Linked DNA regions of Homo sapiens: region 2 is linked to region 1. A link is a loop called in an ENCODE intact Hi-C map of the cell type or tissue named here. Cell type or tissue: mammary epithelial cell. All regions are shown on one strand. Each heading gives the region's core, and the rest is flanking DNA. Links, peaks and the distances in the headings are about the cores only.

Region 1 (11,417 bases), core at 1-8,000:
ACCTCAGCCTATGGCCCAGTACCTACCGGGTGCTGAGCGCCGACCTGCAGTAGCCCCCGGGGGACGGGTTCTTCACTAGACCCGAATGACAGTGGGGAAGTCAGCCTCCGGGGGGGCTCAGTGATGTGCCCAGGGTCCCCTAGCTCATAATGCTGGAGCCCAATTCAGAGCCCTCTCCCAGAGCCCTGAGCCTTCCAGCCGGACATGGATTGGACAGGTCTGCTCCGGCCTGTGTGCTGGGGCCAGGAGTGGGCACATGACAGAGGAGACACATTAGGGTCAGGCTTTCGTCCCTTTAGGAGGGGCTGGCAGGTCATCTTCCTGCCCACTCGTGGAGCTGGCCTGGCTGCCCTGGCCCAGCATGGTACCCTCTCTGCCCCCAGAGCCGGACAATGATGCTCACCTACGCAGCTCCTCTCGCCCCTGCAGCCCCGTCCACCACCACGAGGGCCATGCCAAGCTGTCTAGCAGCCCCCCTCGTGCAAGCCCCGTGAGGATGGCACCGTCGTACGTGCTCAAGAAAGGTTCGGGGGGCACGGGAGGGTGGGTCAGCTTGAGGCTGGGAGTACAGATTACGCCCGTAGCTGCCTTTCTCATGGCCCCCTGTGGCGGAGGGCCGGGCTATGGGCTCCTCTCAGGTACACCCCTGAGACACCAGTGTGGGAGCCACGTTTTGCAGAGGATGACACAGAGGCATGAGATGGTGAATTGCTTACCCAGTCATGTGACTCACGGATGTCACTCCACATCCTGTCAAAGGAAGCCGCAGGGCCCGCACCTCGCCCCGGCCAGGCAGGTGGAGGCTGGGCTAGTCCTGTGCTGTGTCCCCAGCCCAGGTATTGAGTGCTGGCAGCCGGAGGCGGAAGGAGCAGCGCTACCGCAGCGTCATCTCAGACATCTTTGACGGCTCCATTCTCAGCCTTGTGCAGTGTCTCACCTGTGACCGGGTGGGTGCCCCAGGGATGGGGGGAGCTGGGCCAGGCTGCCAGTGGCCTCAGCAGCTCTTGCCCTGACTGGGTGCAGGGTGGGCTCTCCACGGGTGCTCCCTGCTTTTATCCAGGGGAGGGCCCTGCCTGCGTGGATCCCGTGTCTATGGCCTGGGGAGTAGTCCCTCTGCCCCTCACCTGCTGCTTGGGGTTTGGGGTGCAGACATTGCCAGAGGATGGGCAGCAGACTGACCTTCAACCCCACAGGTATCCACCACAGTGGAAACGTTCCAGGACTTATCACTGCCCATTCCTGGAAAGGAGGACCTGGCCAAGCTCCATTCAGCCATCTACCAGAATGTGCCGGCCAAGCCAGGCGCCTGTGGGGACAGCTATGCCGCCCAGGGCTGGCTGGCCTTCATTGTGGAGTACATCCGACGGTGCGCCCACCTTGCCACTACTGGGCGACATGGGCTGGGCCTGTCCTGGTTTTCCTGGGCGGGAGACAGTACACAGTGAAGTCCATGCATTTGGGGAACCAGGGAGGTCCTGGGAGGAGCTGGGGGCCGAAGCCTGCAGAGGAGTTGGCTTAATATGCAGGGGATTTCTTGGCTACTTTGAAGTGGCCAGGATTGGATAGTCCCTTGGAGCTGGAGGGCGATGGACAGCAGGGAGGTGACCACATGGCAGGTTGAAGGGAGGGCAGCAGCAGGACACAGGCCTGGTTGGCGGGAAGGGCAGCAGCTTTCCCAGGGCTGCCTCTCCTGCCTGAGGCCAGAGACCCGCATGACCCCAGGGAGGGGGTAGCATGATCATGGCCGCAACACAGATGAAGGAGGCCAGGCTTGCGGAGAGATGATGTCACTCGGCCCAGGACACGGACGTGTCTGGCTCCAGGCCTCTGCCCCGACCCGCCGTGCCCGGCTGCTTCTCTGGGCCTTCAGGGTCCTTCTGCGGCTCAGGCCTGACAGACCTCAGCCAGAGTCCCTTCAGCTCCTGTTCTTGCCCAGGCCCTGGCAGCACCCCTGCACTCCTTTTCTGTCTGTAGGTTTGTGGTATCCTGTACCCCCAGCTGGTTTTGGGGGCCTGTCGTCACCCTGGAAGACTGCCTTGCTGCCTTCTTTGCCGCTGATGAGTTAAAGGGTGAGGGGCCTGGCTGGCAAGGGTCGGGGAGGTGGAGGGTTGTGGGGACGGGGATGTGCAGACCCCAGCAGGCCAGCATGCAGCCCAGGGCTTGTGGGATGCACAGCCAGGCTAGACTTGGCTTCCAAGGTTGATCCCATCAGATACCCACGCCCACTGCCAGCCACGCTGGACCAGGGCCATGTGCTATCCCAACCCCATCATCTTGCAGCTCTTGAGTGTTCACTTATTTTTATTTTTACCAATTTGGTGGGCAAAAATGATGTATGTTAATTTTTCATTTCCTTGATTACTGATGAGTTTCTACATTTTTTGTTAAATATACTGGCTCTATGTATTTATTTAAACATTGCCCATTCCTGTTCTTGTTCTTTTTCTCCGTTGGCTATTTGGCATCTAAACCTTTGGGAAAACTCTCTCTTTTTTTTTTATTTCCAATTTTCAATTGCGATAAAATACACAAAATGTAAAATTTACCACCATAACCATTGTAAATGCTGTTTTTAACAGAAAGTGCACAGTCGAGTAGTGTTAAATACATGCACATGGTCACGCAGCCATCCTCCCCATTCATCTCCAGAACTTTTACATCTTGCAAACCTGAAACTCAGTATCCGTGAAACAGCTCCCTACTCCCACCTCCCAGCCCCTGGCAACCTCCACATTCAAGTCTGTGAATGTGACTACTCTAAAGGCCTCATAGAAGTGGAATTATACAGTACTTGCCATTTTGTGACTGACGGCTTTTACTGAGCATAACGTCCTTAGGGTTCATCCACGTTGCAGCGTGTGTGTCGGAATGCCCTGCCTTTTGTATGCTGGTTATTTATTGTTCCATTGTGTGGATGGCTGGGGCCTTTCTGCTTATTCGTTCATCCGTCAGTGGACACTCAGGCCGCTTCCCTGTTAGCTATTGTGAGGAATGCTGCTCTGACCATGGGTGTGCACACCTCTCTTCTTTCATCCCTTTGGGTCTATGCCTATTTTTAATTTCTCGAGGAGCCACCGTACTGGGTTCCACAGTGGCCACCCCATTTCACATTCCCACCAGTGACGCACAAGAGTTCCAGTTTCTCCACATCGTCGTCCACACTCATTTTGTTTACTTTTTTGATGGGAGTCAACCTCATGGGTATGAGGTGGTATCTCATTGTGCGTTTTTTTTGTTTTGTTTTGTTTTGTTTTTGAGACGGAGTCTCTCTCTTGACGCCCAGGCTGGAGTGCAATGGCATGATCTCGGCTTATTGCAACCTCCACCTCCTGGGTTTAAGCGATTCTCCTGCCTCAGCCTCCCGAGTAGCTGGGATTACAGGCACATGCCACCACGGCTGGCTAATTTTTGTATTTTTAGTAGAATGGGGTTTCACCATGTTGGCCAGGCTGGTCTTGAACTCCTGACCTCAGGTGATCCGCCTGCCTTGGTCTCCCAAAGTGCTGGGATTACCGGCGTGAGCCACCGCACCCAGCCTCGTTGTGGTTTTGATTTGCATTTCCTAATGATAGTGATGTTAAGTGTCTTTTCATATGCTTGTTGGCCATTTGTAAGTGTTTGGAAAAACATCTATGTGAGTCTTTTGCCTATTTTGTTTTTTGTTGCTTGTTATAGGGATTCTTTTTTTTCTTGAGACAGAGTCTCACTCTGTCACCCAGGCTGGAGTGCAATGGCATGATCTTGGCTCACTGCAGCCTCCGCCTCCTGGGTGCAAGCAGTCCTCCCATCTCAGCCTCCCGAGTAGCTGGGATTATAGGCACGTGCCACCACACCTGGCTAATTTTTGTATTGTTAGTAGAGATGGGGTTTTGCCATGTTGGCCAGGTTGGTCTCGAACTCCTGACCTCAAATGGATTTGCTGCCTTGGCCTCCCAAAGTGCTGGGATTACAGGTGTGAGCCACGGTGCCGGCCTCGTTAGTTAGAGGAGTTCTTTATGTGTCCAGATACGTGACTTATAACCCTGTCCTCCCATCCTGTAGGGTGCGTTTCATTCTGTGGTTTGTGTCTTTTGCTTTGGTTGCCTGCACCTTTGGTGTTGTGTTTCAGAGATCATCGCCAGATCCAATGTCATGAAACTTTTTTCCTACTTTTCTCCTAAAAGTTTTATAGTTTTAGGTCTTATATTGAGATCTTTGATCCCATTTTGACTTAATTTTCACAGTGTGCATGGAGGGGGAAACTATACATTAAGATTTTAAGCTGGTCATGGTGGCATGTACCTGTGACCCCAGCTACTCCGGAGGCTGAGGGTCCTCTGAGCCTAGGACTTTGGGACCAGCCTGGGCAACATAGCAAGACCCTATCTCAAAAAAATTGTTTCAAATACATTTTCTGTAATTAATGTTGCACTTCCCACCCCACCTCCATTTTGCCTTTTGCCTTTTAATTTTGCTTTTGGTGGTATCTTACAGATGTTGAAGTATTTCTGGGGTCAAATATAACCATTTCTCCCTTGTATGGATTCTGGCTGTGGGGCCCAGCCAGGGCCTTCCCTCCCTCCAGTACCTCTCAGGTTTTATTTCTTTTTCTTTTTCTTCTTCTTTTTTTTTTTTTTTTTTTGAGATGGAGTTTTACTCTGTCACCCAGGCTGGAGTGCAGTGGCATCAGCTCACTGCAGCCTCTGCCCCGAGCCCCCCAGGTTCGAGCGATTCTCCCACCTCAGCCTCCTGAGTAGCTGGGATTACAGGCACGCACCACCACGTCCAGCTAATTTTTGTATTTTTAGTAGAGATGGGGTTTCGCCATGTTGGCCAGGCTGGCCTCGAACTCCTGACCTCAGGGGATCCGCCCGCCTCGGCCTCCCAAAGTGCTAGGATTACACGCATGAGCCACCATGCCCAGCCAGGTTTTATTTCTTAAGCAGAAATCATTATAGTCACTTTTTTTTGCTCCCTCATTTTGCATCCTTGCTAACCTCTGACCCTTTGTTTTACTGCCCTAGGTGACAACATGTACAGCTGTGAGCGGTGTAAGAAGTAAGTGAGCCTTCCCCCGCCTTCTCCCTAACTGCCGTTTCTGTGCCCTACATATTCCCCTTGGGTTCCTGCAGAGAGCCCCCTATAATCCTGCCTTCCCAGAAGGGAGCCGGGTGGAGGGCTGCTTCCCTGGCCCCTGGCCCTGATGCCGGACACTGATGCTGGCTCGTGCTTCCTCCCCAGGCTGCGGAACGGAGTGAAGTACTGCAAAGTCCTGCGGTTGCCCGAGGTGAGCCAGTGGCCTCGGCAGCCTCCTCCTCAGCTATCTCGGGATGCACACCAGCACACACCAGGCAGGGGCTGAGCCTGCTCCACTGCTCGGGCACTTCTGTGCTGCAGGGGCCGTGGAGACTCCATAGCTTTGGCTGAGAAACCTCTGGGAAGGGTTGGCAGGGGGCACATTTTTCCAACTGTGACTTGGTGCCCTCTCTCGGTAGCCTCAGCACATGTTGTCTAACATGTTGTATGAGGGCCCAATGGGAGGCAGGTGTGTGGGACACTGGGTTACCACCCCCAGTGAGACAGCTATGGCTCCTGCCAGCTGCAGAGTGGCGGGAGGAGAGCTGGTCCAGCTGGGGCTGTTGCCAGGGGTCTTTCTGAGGAGTAACGTCTGAGTGGGGCCTGGAGGGTGTAGGCTGGTGTCAGCGTCGTGGATGGAAGGCACAGAAGGAACAGACAAAACCCCAGTGCAGGAGCAGGCTTGTCCGCACCAAGGAAGGCACGTGTGGCTGGAGCAAAGAGGAGAGGGCCCTGGCAGAGGGGGCCCAGGTTGGGGCTGTGGTGGCTCGGGGAGGCTTTGTGGCTTCTCAAAGGTAGTGCCGACAGAACTGGTAAACTTGATGGCTCATTGCAGCTCTTGGGGTCCAGTTCTCAGCAGTGGAGCTGGGAGTGATCTGTGTGACTTAGAGCGAGCCCAGTCTGGCCCCCACGTGGAACTCTTGGATTTGTTCCAATGGAGTCAGCTTGCATGATCCCATCAGCTGTCCTGGGCCCGTGGGCAAGGCTGCGAGGGCCCGCATCATTTCTTCCTAGATGACCGGCGCTCTCTCTGTCCCCGCAGATCCTGTGCATTCACCTAAAGCGCTTTCGGCACGAGGTGATGTACTCATTCAAGATCAACAGCCACGTCTCCTTCCCCCTCGAGGGGCTCGACCTGCGCCCCTTCCTTGCCAAGGAGTGCACATCCCAGATCACCACCTACGACCTCCTCTCGGTCATCTGCCACCACGGCACGGCAGGCAGTGAGTCATGTCCCCTCCCCTGCCGTCCCCATCCGCTAGGATCCCTGTGACCCGTCTGCTCTGCCGCCGCAGGTGGGCACTACATCGCCTACTGCCAGAACGTGATCAATGGGCAGTGGTACGAGTTTGATGACCAGTACGTCACAGAAGTCCACGAGACGGTGGTGCAGAACGCCGAGGGCTACGTACTCTTCTACAGGTGGGCGCTGGGCCAGGCCTGGTGGAGGAACCTCACCATCCCCGTCCCCTGGGACCCATGGGCCTTCTGGGTGTGTGTAGGGGACAGCGCCTGGATTAAGCCAGGGAAGTAAGGACTTGGATTGTTAAGAAACAGCCCTCTGGCTGCTGTGGGGAACCCAGGAAGGCAGCTTGGAGCCTTCTCCAGGGCCCTGGCTGGCGGCACAGGGGGCTGCTCACATGTCCAGGACCCGTGAAGGACCCAGGAGGTGGTGGACAGGGCCGGTAGCCCGAGGTGCACTGGGATGGGGGCTCTGCATGTGTCTGAAGGTGGCAGCCGTCAGGCACAGCTTCTCGCCCCCTCCTCACCCCACAGGAAGAGCAGCGAGGAGGCCATGCGGGAGCGACAGCAGGTGGTGTCCCTGGCCGCCATGCGGGAGCCCAGCCTGCTGCGGTTCTACGTGTCCCGCGAGTGGCTCAACAAGTTCAACACCTTCGCGGAGCCAGGCCCCATCACCAACCAGACCTTCCTCTGCTCCCACGGAGGTGAGGCGCCCCCTGTGGTGGGAGAGCAGGGTGGGCAGCTGGGCCGAGCCACAGCTTCGCTCCCTGTACCTTCTTCCCAGGCATCCCGCCCCACAAATACCACTACATCGACGACCTGGTGGTCATCCTGCCCCAGAACGTCTGGGAGCACCTGTACAACAGGTGAGAGCCTGGGAGGCCAACTTGTCTCCGTCCTGTCCAGGGCCCAGCTGGGCAGGAAAAGAGGGGAGGGCAGGGAAGGAATGCCACCAGGACCCCACACCACACTCTGGCCTCCACGTGGGCAGCACAGAGCCGCCTTCACTTGTCTCATGGAGAATGACACATGTCGTTTGTGGGAATCCGCTTGGATCCTTCCAGCGGCAAGGGACAGGAAACTGGCTGAAGCACAGCTGAGTGTGTTGGCCATCTGCTGAAGCACAGCTGAGTGTGTTGGCCATCTGCTCTTCAGCCTTGAAGCAGGACCTCCCTTGGGCTGTGGGCGCGCTGCTCCGTTGCAGGCTCTGTGGTGCTCACACAGAGGTGCATGCAGGCCTGCGACAGCGCTGAGGGGGCACTGATGGCTTGAGGGGGAAGTGGAAGGCAGTGATCACTCTCCCCTCCCTGGTACCCCGCTCAGGCCGTGTCTCTCTCTCCCACCCTGGGCACAGATTCGGGGGTGGCCCCGCCGTGAACCACCTGTACGTGTGCTCCATCTGCCAGGTGGAGATCGAGGCACTGGCCAAGCGCAGGAGGATCGAGATCGACACCTTCATCAAGGTGCGTGCGGCGAGGCGGCGCGGGGGCGGCTCTGCCAGCCTCTGCCTGGGGCAGCTGGGGACTTGGGGACAGAAGAATCCTGTGCAGTCCCTGAGCAAGTTTGAAAGCAGTCTTTTGAGGCTGGGCATGGTGGCTCACACCTGTAATCCCAGCACTTTGGGAGGCTGAGACGAACAGATCACTTGAGGTCAGGAGTTTGAAACCAGCCTGGCCAACATGGCAAAACCCCGTCTCTACTAAAAATACAAAAATTAGCTGGGCTTGGTGGCAGGTGCCTGTAATCCCAGCTACTTGGGAGGCTGAGGCAGGATAATCGCTTGAACCTGGGAGGCGGAGGTTTCAGTGAGCTGAGATTGTGCCACTGCGCTCCAGCCTGGGCAACCGAGTAAGACTCCATCTCAAAAAAAAAAAAAAAAGAAAAAGAAAAGAAAGGAGTCTTCTGCGGGGAACTAGATGGCCAGGTGTCTAGGAGGGCTTTTCCTGGTGGGAGGGTTGGCTTGAGTAAGTGAAGCCTCATCGCCCGGGTGCTGTTGAGCTTAAAGAACCAGTAGATGGATCCCATTCTCAGCCTTGGCTGTGTTATTTTGGGCTGAATTATTCTTTATTGTGGGGCCGTCCTGTGCATTGTAGGATGTTTAGCAGCATTCTTGGCCTCTACCCACTAGTGCTAGTGACAACCAAAATGACCTCCAGAGATTGCCCAGGGTCCCCTGGGGTGCAGAGTACCCTCCCTGCCCTGGGTGAGAACCACTGGGCTCTACAGACTGCCCAAGATAAAGCAGGAAGTGAAAACCAAGGTGCAAACCAGGACTCAAGTGTGACTGTGTTTAGAAGAGGGACTTCTGTGAGGGAGCTGAGTGCAGGCGAGGCTCCTGGCGCACTCCCTCCCTGCCACGCTACTTCTAACAGGGTTAGGACGTGTTCCACTCACAGGGAGGGCCTGGTGAGAGACACTGAGGGACGCCCGTGCTTTGTGGCCATTAGGAAATGATTCTGCTGCCTGGGCATGGTGGCTCACGCCTGTGATCCCAGCACTTTGGGAGGCCGAGGCAGGTGGATCACTTGAGCCCAGGAGTTCAAGACCAACTTGGCCAACATGGCGAAACCCCATCTCTACAAACAATACAAAAATTAGCCAGGCATGGTGATGTGTACCTGTAGTCCCCGCTACCTGGAGGGCTGAGTGAGTTGGGAGGATCACCTAAGCCTGGGAGGTTGAGGCTGCAGTGAGCCGTGATCATGCCACTGCACCGCAGCCTGGGCAATAGAGTGAGACCCTGTCTCAGAACACAAACGAAAAAGAGACTGTCAGGGCTGGGCCTAGTGGTATGCACCTGTGGTCCAACCTACTCAGGAGGCTGAGGTGGGAGGATCACTTGAGCCCAGGAGGTCAAGGCTGCAGTGAGCCATGATTGCGCCGCTGCACTCCCGCCTGGGCACAGAGTGAGACCACCCCCCATCTCGAAAAAGAAAATGCTCCTGTCAGAAGGAGAGCTGCCTCTCTGAGCAGATAGGCACATTCTATTCAACCGGAGAAAATTAGCATCTCCCAGGCCGGGCGCAGTGGTTCATGCCTGTTATCCCAGCACTTTTGAGAGGTCGAGGTGGGCGGATCACCTGAGGTCAGGAGTTCAAGACCAGCCTGGCCAACATGGCGAAACCCCGTCTCTACTAAAAACACAAAAAGTAGCCAGGTGGTGGCACACACCTGTAATCCCAGCTACTCAAGAGGCTGAGGTGGGAGAATCGCTTGAACCTGGGAGGCAGAGGTTGCAGTAAGCCGAGATCGCGCCACTGCACTCCAGCCTGGGTGACAGAGTGAGATTCCTTCTCAAAAAGTAGAATCTCCCTTGTGGTCTCAGTTGGGTCAAACAGTTATTGAAGAGACCCACAAAATGTTACCACCGTCCTCTCTGAGTGATGGGTGTGTTCATTTTGTTTGAGCTTGTCTGGGGGTTTGATTTTTCACCTTGAGTATCTGGTGTTTTTGTAAGACTCTTGGGTGAGGGACTGGGGCGGGGGCATTTGGGAAATCCTTGCTGAAGGTAAATAGAGACTGACCTGCCCTCTGTCTCCTCCCGTCCCTGCCCGCCTGCCAGTTGAACAAGGCCTTCCAGGCCGAGGAGTCGCCGGGCGTCATCTACTGCATCAGCATGCAGTGGTTCCGGGAGTGGGAGGCGTTCGTCAAGGGGAAGGACAACGGTGAGCTGAGGGGGGACCTGGCACTTACCTGCCCTGGGGGCCTCCTGGGAGATGGGATGCTGGCAGGGGAGGGCTGGCACACAGGGGCTCCTGCAGGCCCCATGCCTGCCCCCAGGTGCCACCCATCCAGGGTGAACAGAGAGCATGGGGCTTTGCCAGTCCCCAGTGGGGATCACTGTCCCCACCCAGAGGCAGGAAGCTGCTCCTGCTCTGCGCCCCCTGCCCTTCTCCACTCCCTGCCATGCCCAGCAAGCTGCTCTGCCCTCCTGCAAGGCCCTTTCCTCAGGGGAGTGTGTCGCCCGAAATGACAGATTTGTCATCTGACTCCTTGGATTTACAGAGGTGGAGACAGGCCCCATCACAAGCTCCCAGGGTCCCCCAAGTCCCCAGTGAAGAACAGCAGAACCAAGCCATGGAAGCCCACAGGCTCTAAACTATTAAACCTGCATTAAAAATTTCGGCTGGGGCGCCCTCGGGGCATAATCTAACCTGTGGCTCCGGGGCCCGGCAGGGTGGGTAGAGCCCACGGTTCTGCTCACGGGACCCTTGGTGTGGAGCATGAGCACCCACCTGTGCTTGGGAAGGGAGGCCTCATTGCCATCCCGCTAGTCGGGGAAGGTGCCAGGGCCACCGTGAGGCCTCTCTGGTGGTGGCTGAGGCCTTCAGCATGGCTGTGGTTGAGAATGTAGCTCCGGAGCCCTCGCCCTGGCCTGGACGCTGGCCTTGCCTTCTACCAGCTATGACCTGAGTGGTTACTTCACCTTCCCAGGCCTCGGCTCTGTCTCTGTAAACCTCTGTCTTGTCCTGTGGTTGCCGAGGCTAAATGAGATAGCTGGGCAGAGGGGAAGGGGCGTGGTGAGCGGCAGCTGCCAGCAGAGATAAGGGCATGGGCCATCCACCGCAGCTCCTGCGGCCAGCACAGAGTCTGAGACCATCTCGTGTGTCCTGGAAATTCCCTCTGCTGGGTCCTCAGACTGCCACAGAGGAGCATTGGGTGGCTCAGGCGCCTCATCCATTAGAGACTTCACGCTGACCCCCAGGCCTGGGGCGGCCCCACTTGGGATGGCTCTGCTGCTGTGGAGGGTGGAGGGCATGGCAGGGGCTGAACCCGAGCCCGCTGTGTCTGTTGCAGAGCCCCCCGGGCCCATTGACAACAGCAGGATTGCACAGGTCAAAGGAAGCGGCCATGTCCAGCTGAAGCAGGGTGAGTTCCCCCTGGGGTCAGCCAGGCTCCTCTCTGCCCTTCCTGGCTGCCAGGCTGCTGCCCAGTCCCGTCCTTCCAGGAGCCCCCTTACCACCTGTCTTAGAGTCAGGCTGAGACGTCCACCTGAGTCCAGACCCAGGCGGCTGAGAGATGGCCCAAGGGGCTTGGTCTCTGCTTGTGTCCTCCAGGTCCCACCCCTCTGCCTGCTGCTGGCCTTGCCCACCCTGCTGTTTATGTCAGCCCCACCCCCA
Region 2 (11,913 bases), core at 2,547-10,546, 220 kb before region 1:
TCCCAGAGAATTGCAGAAACCAACATACCAGGCCAAGCATCCCTTGGGTGGCCAGCATTGATCAAGCCCCTAAGTCGCTTGGTACATGCCTCGTGGGGTGAACCCTCCCGACACACCTAGGTCATAGATACTGTCATTATTCCTGTTTGCAGATGACAGGGGATGTGACTAGCCCAAGATGACAAGGTACAGGAGTGGCAGTGCCGGGATCTGGTCCTCAGTCTGTCTGGGTACTGTCTAGACATGCTGCATGGGTCACTTGGGTTGTGATGATGTCATTTGGCAGCTGTGGAGTTTGTGCTTGCTGGTGCCAAGCACTGGGCTAGGCTCTAGGGAGGCAGCAGTGTGGTTGTTGGGCCTGAAGCTCCCAGCAAGCCTGGGGCGTGCTAGGTGCCGAGTGCTAGCGGGAGCCAGGGCCAGGTGGCCTCGCCTGGGCAGTCAGTGGTGGTTGAAGTGGGCCCTCCACCTGGGCAGGAGTGAACTGAGAGAGGAGGTGGGGGCAGAGGCAATGGGGCCTCTCTCTCTGCCCCTCTGGAGGAGGAACCCTCCCGGCCCCAGGTCCCAGCACCGGGCTGGTCCAGGGTGGGTGTTCATGGCCTGGGAATGGCGGATGGTTTTCTCACCTTGACCCCCAAGGCCGAGCTATCTGACACTGGCCTGGTCCCCTCTTTCAGACAGTTTCCAGCATATGACATGAGCCATCTGTCCCCGGTCTCCAAGCTTACTGGTTCCTCCCAGGTTCCAGAGCGCCCAGGCCCACACGAGTCTCCCAAAGGCCTTTCAGCCATGCCTGCAGGCGGAGAACATGGCCTCTGGCCTGGGCAAGCAACCTCTGGGGTAACCCTCTCCCCTCTAAGACTCAACACCGGCTCCTAAAACCCAACTCCAGCCCCTTGCTACCTGCTTCAAAGCTGGCTTCAGCCCCTGCAGAGACTTCCCCCTAGAGGAGCCCTCGTCCCCAGACAGCCAGGGGCCCCTTCCCTACTCCCATCCTGCCAGGGTGACTGATGTCCAATCCTGCTTCTGCCGTGGCACCTGCATTCTCCTCCACTGCGTGAGTGGAACGGCCGACTTCAGTCTTCCTCTCTTGGCTGTGGCCCCAAGGGCAGAGGCCACTCTACCTGGTCCCCAGTGTCCAGCCCAGGGTGAGCAGAGGAAAGAGCTTGGTACATTTTTAGTAGAGATGAGGTCTTGCTGTGTTGCTCAGGCTGGTCTCCAACTCCTAAGCTCAAGCAATCCTCCTACCTCGGCCTCCCAAAGTACTGGGATTACAGGCGTGAGCCACCGTGCCCAGCCGAGCCCATTCTTGCAGGTGCAGCCGCATTCAGGAGATGTAGGGGGGCCAGGTCTACAGATGGCCAGGCACCTATGGATGTCCCATAACCTTGGTGCATACAGAGTTTAAAAATATAACTTGAGGCCGGGCGTGGTGGCTCATGCCTGTAATCCCAGCACTTTGGGGGGCTGAGGCAGGCAGATCACCTGAGGTCAGGAGTTCGAGACCAGCCTGGCCAACATGGTGAAACCCTGTCTCTACTACAACAACAAAAATTAGCGGGTCATGGTGGTGCGCACCTGTAGTCCCAGCTATTCGGGAGGCTGAGGCAAGAGAATCACTTGAACCCGGGAGGCAGAGGTTGCAGTGAGCCAAGATCATGCCACTGCACTCCAGACTGGGCGACAGAGTGAGATTCTGTCTCAAAAAATATATATAGGCCGGGCGTGGTGGCGGATGCCTGTAGTCCCAGCTACTCCGGAGGCTGAGGCAGGAGAATGGCGTGAACCCGGGAGGTGGAGCCTGCAGTGAGCCGAGATCGCGCCACTGCACTCCAGCCTGGGCCACAGAGTGAGATTCTGTCTCAAAAAAAAAAAAAAAAAAAAAATATATATATATATATATGTAAATATATATACTTATATATTTTTATATAAAATTTATATATATAATTTTTATATAAAATAGAAATTTATATATTTTATATATATATATATATAAAACTTGAGCTCTTGGGCATGCAGGGGAAAGTGAGGCACAGTGATACCAAAAATGCTACTGTGAGTTGCAGCCCCCGGGAGCAGGTAAAGCCAGGTGCTCTGAGGATCCTTTGCACGTGCTAGGTCTCCTGCCTGGCCACATCTAGACCTGGCCCTCCTACACCTACTGAATGCAGCTCCACCTGCAAGAGTGGGCTCAGCTGGGCACGGTGGCTCACACCTGTAATCCCAGCACTTTGGGAGGCTGAGATGGGAGAATTGCTTGAGCTTAGGAGTTGGAGACCAGCCTGAGCAACACAGCAAGACCTCATCTCTACTAAAAATAAAAAATAAAAAAATTAGCCAGGTGTGGTGGTGTGTGTCTGTAGTCCCAGCCACTAGGGAGGCTGCGGTGGGAGGATCGCTTGAGCCCGGGAGATTGAGGTTGCAGTGAGCTGTGATTGCACCGCTGCACTCCAGTCTGGGTAACTGAGTGAGACCCTGTCTCAAAAAAAAAAAAAAAAAAAAGAAAAGAAAGAAAAGAAAAGGAAAAACAGGCCGAATGCAGTGGCTGACGCCTGTAATTCCAGCACTTTGGGAGGCCAAGGTGGACGGCTCACCTGATGTCGGGAGTTCGAGACCAACCTGGCCAACATGGTGAAACCCCGTCTCTACTAAAAATACAAAAATTAGTTGGGCATGGTGGTGCATGTCTGTAATCCCAGCTACTTGGGAGGCTGAAGCACAAGAATCACTTGAACCTGGGAGGTGGAGGTTGCAGTGAGCCAAGATTGTGCCACTGCATTTTAGTCTGGGTGACAGAGTGAGACTCTGTCTCAAAAAACAAACAAACAAACAAAAACAGTGGGCTGAATGCCTCTTCCTCAGGGAAGCCCTCCCTGATACCCCTCTCTCCCCCTCCCTTATGGTCCCTGATCTTCTTGCTCCTACATTCGCTATCAATATTGGCTCAGTGACTTCCCTGCATTTCTGGGCCATCTGATCACAGCTTTATCCCCAGTGCCCCTCCCCAGTCCCGGATGGTGGCCGCTGCTGTTTAGTGGACCCCAGGCTTGTTGTCAAGACACGAAGGTTTGAGGAAACTGGGGGCTGGCTCAGTGAGTGGGCTGGTGAGAGGCAGAGCTGGGACTCGAACTCAGATCTGTGTGGGGCGGAGTCACTGGCATCACCACTGGGCGCTATTTCCTCCTGGGGCAAAGGAGGGAGGCCTCCAGGAATCTGAGGATTCAGGGCTGAGCAGCGGGAGGCAGGTGGGGTGTGGGTGGGAGGGTGGAGGACCCGAGGCCAGGATCCGAGGCCAAATTTGCTGTACTGAGATCTGGGTGATTTGATGGGGCAGGGTATGGTGGGGCATAAAATACGGCTACCTGCACTGAACTCCCCGGGAGGGAGAGGGAGAGGGAAGACCAGTGGCCGGGAGAGCAAGCCAGACTGCAGGGCCATTCACACGTCCCGCTAATCTGAAACAAACCAACGGGGAGGCTCAGGGTCCCGCTTGGAGGCCCTGACAGGGTGATGATATACAGATTTTTAAATAAATGTATCTCATTAGGGACGCGTTGTCTGGTGAGAGAAAAATGATGTCCTTCCCTGCCCTGCCTCCTATTTCCAAAAAGAAAAAAAAAAATCCAATGCTACAGCTAAAAAGGAAATTGCATTAATACAGATTGTTTTATTTAAAAAACCTTGACCTCGACTTCAAAAAAAGTCATTAGACATTCTCTTTCTCAAAGGCTGCCGGAGTGATTACGGGGAGGCCTGCTCCTTTCTCAATGACTTACTGTTCCTGCACTGCTCAGGGAAATGTGTGAGGGATCGGGGAGTAATTTAAGGCTGCCTGCAGAAAGGTGTGTAAATCTTTGCACGTTTAAAGAAACTTTACCAGACCACTAACTCAGAGGAAAAGAAAACTGGAAGAGTCCGCACCCCCTCCTCCTTTTTTCCGTTTCTTTCCTTTGGAACTCTGATCTCTTTGATCGTAAACATGATCATATTTCACTCCCAAAATATCAGCAATCAGCGGACTAAGGAAGTGGGAGCCCACGGGGAGTTTCGCCGCCGATTAGGCCCTTGGTTTAATTATTTAACGCCTGCCTGGATCGTGCAGGCTGTGAATACACCCTCCTGGCGCGGGTTCAAGAGTAAGTTATAAATAATAATAACTATTATATCCCCAATTAAGCCCGTGAGCTGAGAGCCTGGTCCCAATCCTCAGCCCCGCCTGGTCGTCAGCCACTGTGCTCCCCATCCTCACATGCCCCCCCACGCTGTGTGCAGTGGACAGCCTCACACAGCTCCACCGCACCGCAGGGGAATCGCAGCAAGATGTAGGGCCCGGGGAGGGAGGAAGGCAGGCCCTGAGGGCTCCAGAAGGCTCTGGGAAGTCTCAGGGCCCCCCAGGCCTCAGCCTGTGCCCCTCGCCTCAGGCATCCTTCCCACGACTCCCAGGGAAGGAACGACAGGGGAGAGTGGGGAAAGTTTGCCAGGAGACAATTTGGAGAGCAGTAGTGGGAGTTGGGTCCCAGATTCGCGGTTAGTCCTTTCTTCTCCGAGCCTCAGTTTCCCCATTTGTAACTGAAGGGAGTTCTCCAGCAAGGGTCATCCTGGGAGCTGTGTCTGTCCCAGAAACCCAAAGCCCACAGTTTGGAAGACGTCTTTGTTGGAAGAGTGGTCAAGCCTGTCCGAGTTCAGTCTGCAGTAACCAGGCTGCCACAGCTGGACCGTAGCATCTCCTCAAGAGGCCCACTGGGGTTCACGGCCCGGTGCACACCCGGGATGCCTCAGTGTATAGTAGGTGCTCAATAAATCATGGTGGTGTGAATCATTCAGGATTGTTTCCCATTGGGCTCCCTGTGAAGCCTGCAGTCCCTGAGGGGTGGCAAGGGGGTTGCCTGGCCTACAGCCCTGCTCTCCTGGAGCCCTGCGCCAAGTAGGCACCCAAAAGTAGCTTGTCATTTGTTTCCACACCCAGATCTGGGCCTGTCCTTGCTCTGCTGGGTCCTCAGGATTCCAACCTACCTAACAGCCCCCACAGGATTGGCCAAAGTACAGTCCACCACCCTGGTGCCGGTCATTTCCTGCCAGGTGGGCAGTGGAGACCCTGACCACCAGCATTCCACCAGATGCTCACTCTTGGGCTCGCCGTGTAGGGAGCCCTGCTATGTGCCAGCTGCCCCCGCCTCCTGTAGCAGTTTCTCCTGTGTAAGGCTTTGGGGACTTCATGGTGAAAAGGACACACAAAGTCTTTGGACTCTCATCTACAGCGTCAAGAGGGCACAGCAAACAGCTTACAGTGAGGAAGCTGAGGCTCAGAGAGGGAAGTGAGTTGCCTAAAGTCACACGCAAGCCCACAGTGGGACCGGCCTTGAACCCAGCAGGATCTTCCCACTTAGGACAGGTTCTCTCTCTATGTTGGCTTTCTCGAAGCCTTTCTTCCCATCCATAGGTGATGTTCACTGAATATTTTCAACATATGGGCTCCTGCTAGGCTTTTTATTATACATGGATCTTTTCATTTGATTCTCAGAACCCTAGCAGGGAGGTGCTATTATTACCTATGGCTTCACAAGGATGGAAACTGAAACCCAGAGAGGTGAAGTGACCCAATCAATGTCCGGCAGCTGGAGAGTGTCGAATGTGGGGCCAGCACCTATAAAAGATTTAAAACAAAAACAGGAAAACAAAGAACCATGTGGGAGGAGAAGAAAAGGGGGGCTAATACACTGACTTGCCACCTGGACAGATAGAGCTACTGTGATTACATCATAACACTAGCTCTGGGTTTCCTGGTAGCCAAGGCAAAAAGGGGAATACAGCAGGTTGCCCAGGTTTCATTATTTGTTTTTTTGTTTGTTTGTTTGTTGTTTTTTTAAAGGAGAGACTATAATTCTTCAAGGAAAAAAAGATAACTTCCTGGCCCTTAATTCTCATGGAACAACTTGGCGTGATGATTGAGAGGCTGACAAACTTACTGGGACACAGAGCTTAAGATCTCTGAGCCTCAGTTTCCCTTCCTTGCATGAGAGTCGTAAGGAGGCTTTGAGACAATACGGTTTAGTATTAATACATTGCCTGGCTTACAGTAAGGCTCCTTAAGTGGGACCCTGCTATTGTGGAGCTCATCTTTATCTTTGAATTTGCAAGTAGGTCAGAACCTTTTTCAAAGGGGTGTACGATTTCAACCCTCACCAAGAGCTGAGCACCAGTCACTTACTTCAGCAGGGTATCCCAGTCAGGAGATCCTCAGGAAGGAAACCAAGGCTAGGAAATGTTGAGCAGCGAGCCAAGAGAGATAGCCAGATATTCTACCCCCCCGAGCTCAGCCTCCACTTCCCAGGGGATAGACTGGGGTCTGGGATGAGCAGGGAGCTCCACTGTAATCTCAGCCTGACACAATATTTACAGAACGCTGTGGTCTGTCACGGTCACACCTAGTCATGTCTGAGTCACATCAGCCTGCGGTGTTTATGATTCCCCAGACACACAGCAGTGAGCACAACTTCGCCTGTGTGCCTCTGTGTCCCCTCCCTGTTCAATTGCCTTCTTCAGAACAGGCTCTTGGGTCTGTGGCTGCAGGGGCTGATCAACTGAACCAGAAGGGCTGCAGGATTCCATCTTGTCCTTGGTCTCTGTTTCCCCATCTGTGAAACGGGCCTAGTCCTTGAGTCATTGACGATCAAGTGTCTTGCAGAGGTTGTGATGGTTTAAAAATGACACTAGGCCGGGCATGGTGGCTCACGCCAGTAATCCCACCACTTTGGGAGGCCGAGGTGGGCGGATCATGAGGTCAGGAGATCAAGACCATCCTGGCTAACACAGTGAAACCCCATCTCTACTAAACATATAAAAAATTAGCCGGGCTTGGTGGCGGGCGCCTGTAGTCCCAGCTACTTGGGATGCTGAGGCAGGAGAATGGCGTGAACCAGGGAGGCAGAGCTTGCAGCGAGCCCAGATGGCACCACTGCACTCCAGCCTGGGTGACAGAGCAAGACTCCGTCTCAAAAAAAAAAAAAAAAAAAAAAAAAAAAGAATGACACTAATGTAACTCAGTAAGAAATAGAGAACTGTTCCAGTGGAAAATCAGTCGTGAGGCCGGGTGCGGTGTCTCACACCTGTAATCCCAGCACTTTGGGAGGCCAAGGCAGATGGATCACTTGAGGTCAGGAGTTCAAGACCAGCCTGGCCAACACGGCGAAACCCTGTCTGCCTGTAATCCCAGCTACTCAGGAGGCTGAGACACAATAGTCGCTTGAACCTGGGAGGTAGAGGTTTCAGTGAGCTGAGATTTCCCTTCTGCCTTCCAGCCTGGGTAACAGAGTGAGACTCCATCTCAATAAAATAAAATAAAATGGGTAGTGAATATAAACAGACATTTCACAAGTAAGAAACGCAAGTGGCCATTAAATATCAGACACTTACCTTTAGCAATAACTCCAGATATGCAGATTGAAACAGAGAAATACCTTTTGAAATTTAAAGTAAATTATAGTAGTTTGTGCTAGCAAGGATACAGAGAAGCTGCCAGGAGTAGAAGTTGATACAACCTTTCTGAAGACAAAGTGGTAATATTATCAAAAGTCTTCAATCTGTGTAGAATCTTTGACCCAGTGTGTTAGTTTTTTGTTGTTGTTGCTGTTTAGAGACAGAGTCTTGCTCCGTCGCCAGGCTGGAGTGCAGTGGCGCAATCTTGCTCACTGCAACCTCCTCCTCCCAGGTTCAAGCAATTCTCCTGCCTCAGCCTCCTGAGTAGCTGGGACTACAGGTGCATGCCGCCACGCCTGGCTAATTTTTTGTATTTTTAGTAGAGACAGGGTTTCACCATGTTGCCCAGGCTGGTCTCGAACTCCTGAGCTCAGGGAATCCACCCGCCTCAGCCTCACAAAGTGCTGAGATTACAGGCGTGAGCCACCACGTCCAGCCCAGTATGTTAGTTTTCTATTTGTTGTTACAACTCATCACAGGCTGGTGAGGTGGCTCACACCTGTAATCTCAGCACTTTGGGAGGCCGAGGTGGGTGCATTACTTGAGACCAGGAGCTTGAGATCAGCCTGGGCAATGTGGTGAAATCCCATCCCTACAAAAAATTAGTCGGGTGTGGTGGCCTGCACCTTAGTCCCAGCTACTCCGGAGGCTGAGGTGGGAGGATGGCCTGAGCCCGGGAAGTCAAGGCTGCAGTGAGCTATGATCACACCACTGCACTCCAGCCTGAGCAATGGAATGAGACTTTGTCTCAAAAACACAAAACAAAACAACAACTTATCACAAACCTATGATTTTAAAAACACAAATTGGGCCAGGCGTGGTGGCTCAAGCCTGTAGTCCCAGCACTTTGGGAGGCTGAGGTGGATGGATCACTTGAGGTCAGGAGTTCAAGACCAGCCTGGTCAACATGGTGAAACCCCGTCTCTACTAAAAATACAAAAATTAGCCAGGCATGGTGGCGCACACCTGTAATCCCAGCTACTGAGGAGGCTGAGGCACAAGAATCGCGCGAACCCAGGAGGTGGAGGTTACAGTGAGCTGAGATGGTGCCACTGCACTCCAGCCTGGGCAACAGAGTGCTCGCTCTGTCTCAAAAATAAATAAATAAATAAATAAAACACAAATTGATTATCTTAGCTTTCTTGGAGTCAGAAGTCCCGGGCTACAATCCAGGGGCTGGCGGGGCTGTATTTCCTTCTGGATTCTGTTTCCTGCTTTTTCCAGCTCCTGGAGGCTACCTGCGTTCCTTGGCTTGTGGCTGCCTTCCTCCATCTTCAAAGCCAGCAACAGCCAATAGAGTCTTTCTCACATCACATCACTCCGACAGCAACTCTGCTGCCTCCCTTTTCCACTTGTGATTACTATATGGGGCCCAGCCAGATAATCCAGAACAATTCTCCAGTGTTAAAGTCAGCCGATAGGCAGGCTTAATTCCATCTGTTACCTTAATTCCCCTTTAACACATTCATGGGTCCCAGGGATTATGATATAAACACCTTTGGAAGGTCATTATTTGCCCACCACAGCCTATTCTAGGTATTTATTCTTTGTGTGTGTGTGTGTGTGTGTGTGTGTGTGTGTGTGTGTGTGTGTGTGTGTGTGATGGAGTCTCGCTCTGTTGCCCAGGCTGGAGCGCAGTGGCGCGACCTCGATTCACTGCACACTCCGCCTCCCGGGTTCACGCCATTCTCCTGGCTCAGCCTCCCAAGTAGCTGGGACTACAGGCGCCCGCCACCACGCCCGGCTAATTTTTTTGTATTTTTAGTAGAGACGGGGTTTCACCGTGTTAGCCAGGATGGTCTCGATCTCCTGACCTTGTGATCTGCCCGCCTCGGCCTCGCAAAGTGCTGGGATTACAGGCGTGAGCCACCGCGCCCGGCCATTCTAGGTATTTATTCTTAAGAAAATAACGGTGTGGCCAGGCGCGGTGGCTCACGCCTATAATCCCAGCACTTTGGGAAGCCAAGGTGGGCGGATCACCTGAGGTCAGGAGTTCCAGACCAGCCTGACCAACATGGAGAAACGCCGTCTCTACTAAAAAGTACAAAAATTAGCTGGGTGTGGTGCTGTATGCCCGTAATCTCAGCTACTCCGGAGGCTGTGGCAGGAGAATCGCTTGAACCTGGGAGGCAGATGTTGCAGTAAGCCGAGATTGTGCCATTGCACTCCAGCCTGGATGACAGAGACAGAGTGAGACCCCCTGTTCAAAAAAAACAAAAACAAACAAACAAAAAAAAAAAACAAAGAAAGAAAGAAAGAAAAGGAAAGGAAAAAGCAAATGGGGAAACTGAAGCCTAAAGAGTTTAGGAGCCTTAACGAAAGCCCATAGTGGCCGGGCGTAGTGGTTCACACCTGTAATTCCAGCACTTTGGGAAGACGAGGTGGGCGGATCACCTGAGGTCAGGAGTTCAAGACCAACCTGACCAACATGGAGAAACCCCATCTCTACTAAAAAATACAAAAATTAGCTGGGCATGGTGGTATATGCCCGTAATCTCAGCTACTCGGGAGGCTGAGGCAAGAGAATCACTTGAACCTGGGAGGCAGAGGTTGTGGTGAGCCGAGATTACGCCATTGCACTCCAGCCTGGGCAACAAGAGCAAAACTCCATCTCAAAAAAAAAAGGAAAAAGTCTTGAACGCCTCGTGTGTGTGTTAAGGCCTTTTAGGAATGGGTTATAGGTGATTTTTATTCTCTTAATTCTAATGATGCTTTCTAAAATCTCAACCATAACATATTACTTTTGCAATAAGAAAAGTTACCTTTTCATTTTTAACATGTGAGCTTTTGAGACTGGGGCAAATATGAGTTTTCACTGAAGGTCAGACCTAGAACTTAGCCTCAAATGGAACCACCAGTGAATAATCAGCTCCTTCTCCGCGAATCCCATCTGGTGAGCAGGGGCCCTCTTTCTTTCCCTTCCCTTTCTCCCTGGCTGGCTGCAGTGCCCGGCTCAGTAACCACAAGTTGATCTGAGAGGTTCTGAATGGGAATCCTATTTGCCCTCCATTTCCTCTTCTGGGTTAGCCTCTCAGATTTATCAAAATCATCATGAAATGATTTATTTTTAGCCATATCCCTTTGGGGTGATGAGTCCCTGAGTTCTGCCCTCCTGGGATTCCCTGGAGTTTCCTTGGGTGTATTCCCAGGCTGGATCAGAGCTGACGCTCATGCTCAGCAGGTTATAAAACAGGAGGTAAACATACTTCCACTTTTATAACATAGGACTATAGTATACAATCCTAAACATAAAACTATATGTAGGACTGTATATTATAGAACTTTCTTCATCTCTCTAGATATATAGAGATAAGCTACAAAGATATATTCGAATTATTTTTAGTTCATCCCTTTTTCTTGTCTTATTGCTTTCTTGTCTTATTGCACAGTGCAGCAGTCTATGCCCTTTGCCCCACCCTTCCATCCCTGCCCCAACCCCAGCCCTTATCCCCAGGCTGGGCAAGGGAATAGGCAGCAACAATAATGATGGTAAATCCACAAGAACCCTTTGGATTGGCTCCTCTACTATTCCTATTTTACAGACGATGGGACAGACTCAGGGAGGATGGGCAAGTGACATATTCAAGGCCACGCAGCCAGTAAATGGCAGTGGGTAGATTCATACCCATGTCCCTCAGCTGCACAGTCCGAGTTCACCATCCTTGCCCTGTCTACTTCTCAGAACATATGTTTATTTTATTTGTTTTATGTATTTATGTATTTATTTATTTTTTGAGACAGAGTTTCACTCTTGTTGCCCAGGCTGCAGTGCAATGGCGAGATCTTGGATCACTGCAACCTCTGCCTCCCGGGTTCAAGCAATTCTCCTGCCTCAGCCTCCTGGGTAGCTGGGATTACAGGTGCCCGCCACCACACCCAGCTAATTTTTTGTATTTTTAGTAGAGATGGGGTTTCACCATGTTGGCCAGGCTGGTCTCAAACTCCTGACCTCAGGTGATCTGCCCGCCTCAGCCTCCCAAAGTGCTGGGATTACAGGCATGAGCCACTGCGCCCAGCCAGATATTTAAAAAATAATCATTGTTAACATGTATTAAATGCTCACTAGGTACCAGGTGTCCTTTATTTATACATTGGTTTATTTAATCCTCCTAACAGCTCATTTTCTTTTTCTTTTTCTTTCTTTCTTTTTTTTTTTTTTTTTGAGATAGGGTCTCTTTATCTGCTGACCTTCCCTCCACTATTGTCCTATGACCCTGCCAAATCCCCCCCTGCGAGAAACACCCAAGAATGATCAATAAATACTAAAAATAAATAAATAAATAAATAAAATTAAATTAAAAAAAAAAGAGAGATAGGGTCTCACTCTGCTGCCCAGGCTGGAGTGCAGCGGTGCCATCACAGCTCACTGTAGCTCAACCTCCCAGGCTCAAGCAATCCTCCGATCTCAGCCTCCAAGTAGCTGGGGACTATAGGCAT

Evidence for each region. A loop is a pair of places that touch in the nucleus more often than their neighbours do. Peaks named below come from ENCODE experiments on the same cell type or tissue, not always from the same donor. Only the 100,000 strongest peaks of a DNase experiment are listed, where the experiment ranks them.
Region 2: a loop joins it to region 1, with 11 times the contacts of the local background. A loop is called at or near these places in 3 of 110 quality-filtered maps.

What each region holds. Positions count from the first base shown.
Region 1 is chr9:129,868,479-129,879,895 of GRCh38, forward strand. It overlaps USP20 (ubiquitin specific peptidase 20), which reads left to right. Exons shown (of 26, transcript NM_001110303.4): 12 at 384-524; 13 at 832-947; 14 at 1,194-1,366; 15 at 1,975-2,069; 16 at 5,004-5,037; 17 at 5,221-5,266; 18 at 6,098-6,278; 19 at 6,351-6,477; 20 at 6,832-7,001; 21 at 7,082-7,163; 22 at 7,652-7,760; 23 at 9,860-9,962; 24 at 11,095-11,166. It overlaps MIR6855 (microRNA 6855), which reads left to right and starts at 1,127; the gene lies at 1,127-1,193. RefSeq lists enhancers at 1,742-2,241, 5,887-6,387. In mammary epithelial cell, for the core only: no CTCF peak of the experiment used is centred there; no DNase peak of the experiment used is centred there.
Region 2 is chr9:129,650,575-129,662,487 of GRCh38, forward strand. No RefSeq gene overlaps it. Among named protein-coding and RNA genes, the nearest start is that of PRRX2, 9.1 kb to the right of the region's middle. In mammary epithelial cell, for the core only: no CTCF peak of the experiment used is centred there; a DNase peak (open chromatin) is centred at 6,447; H3K27me3 peaks cover 284 bases.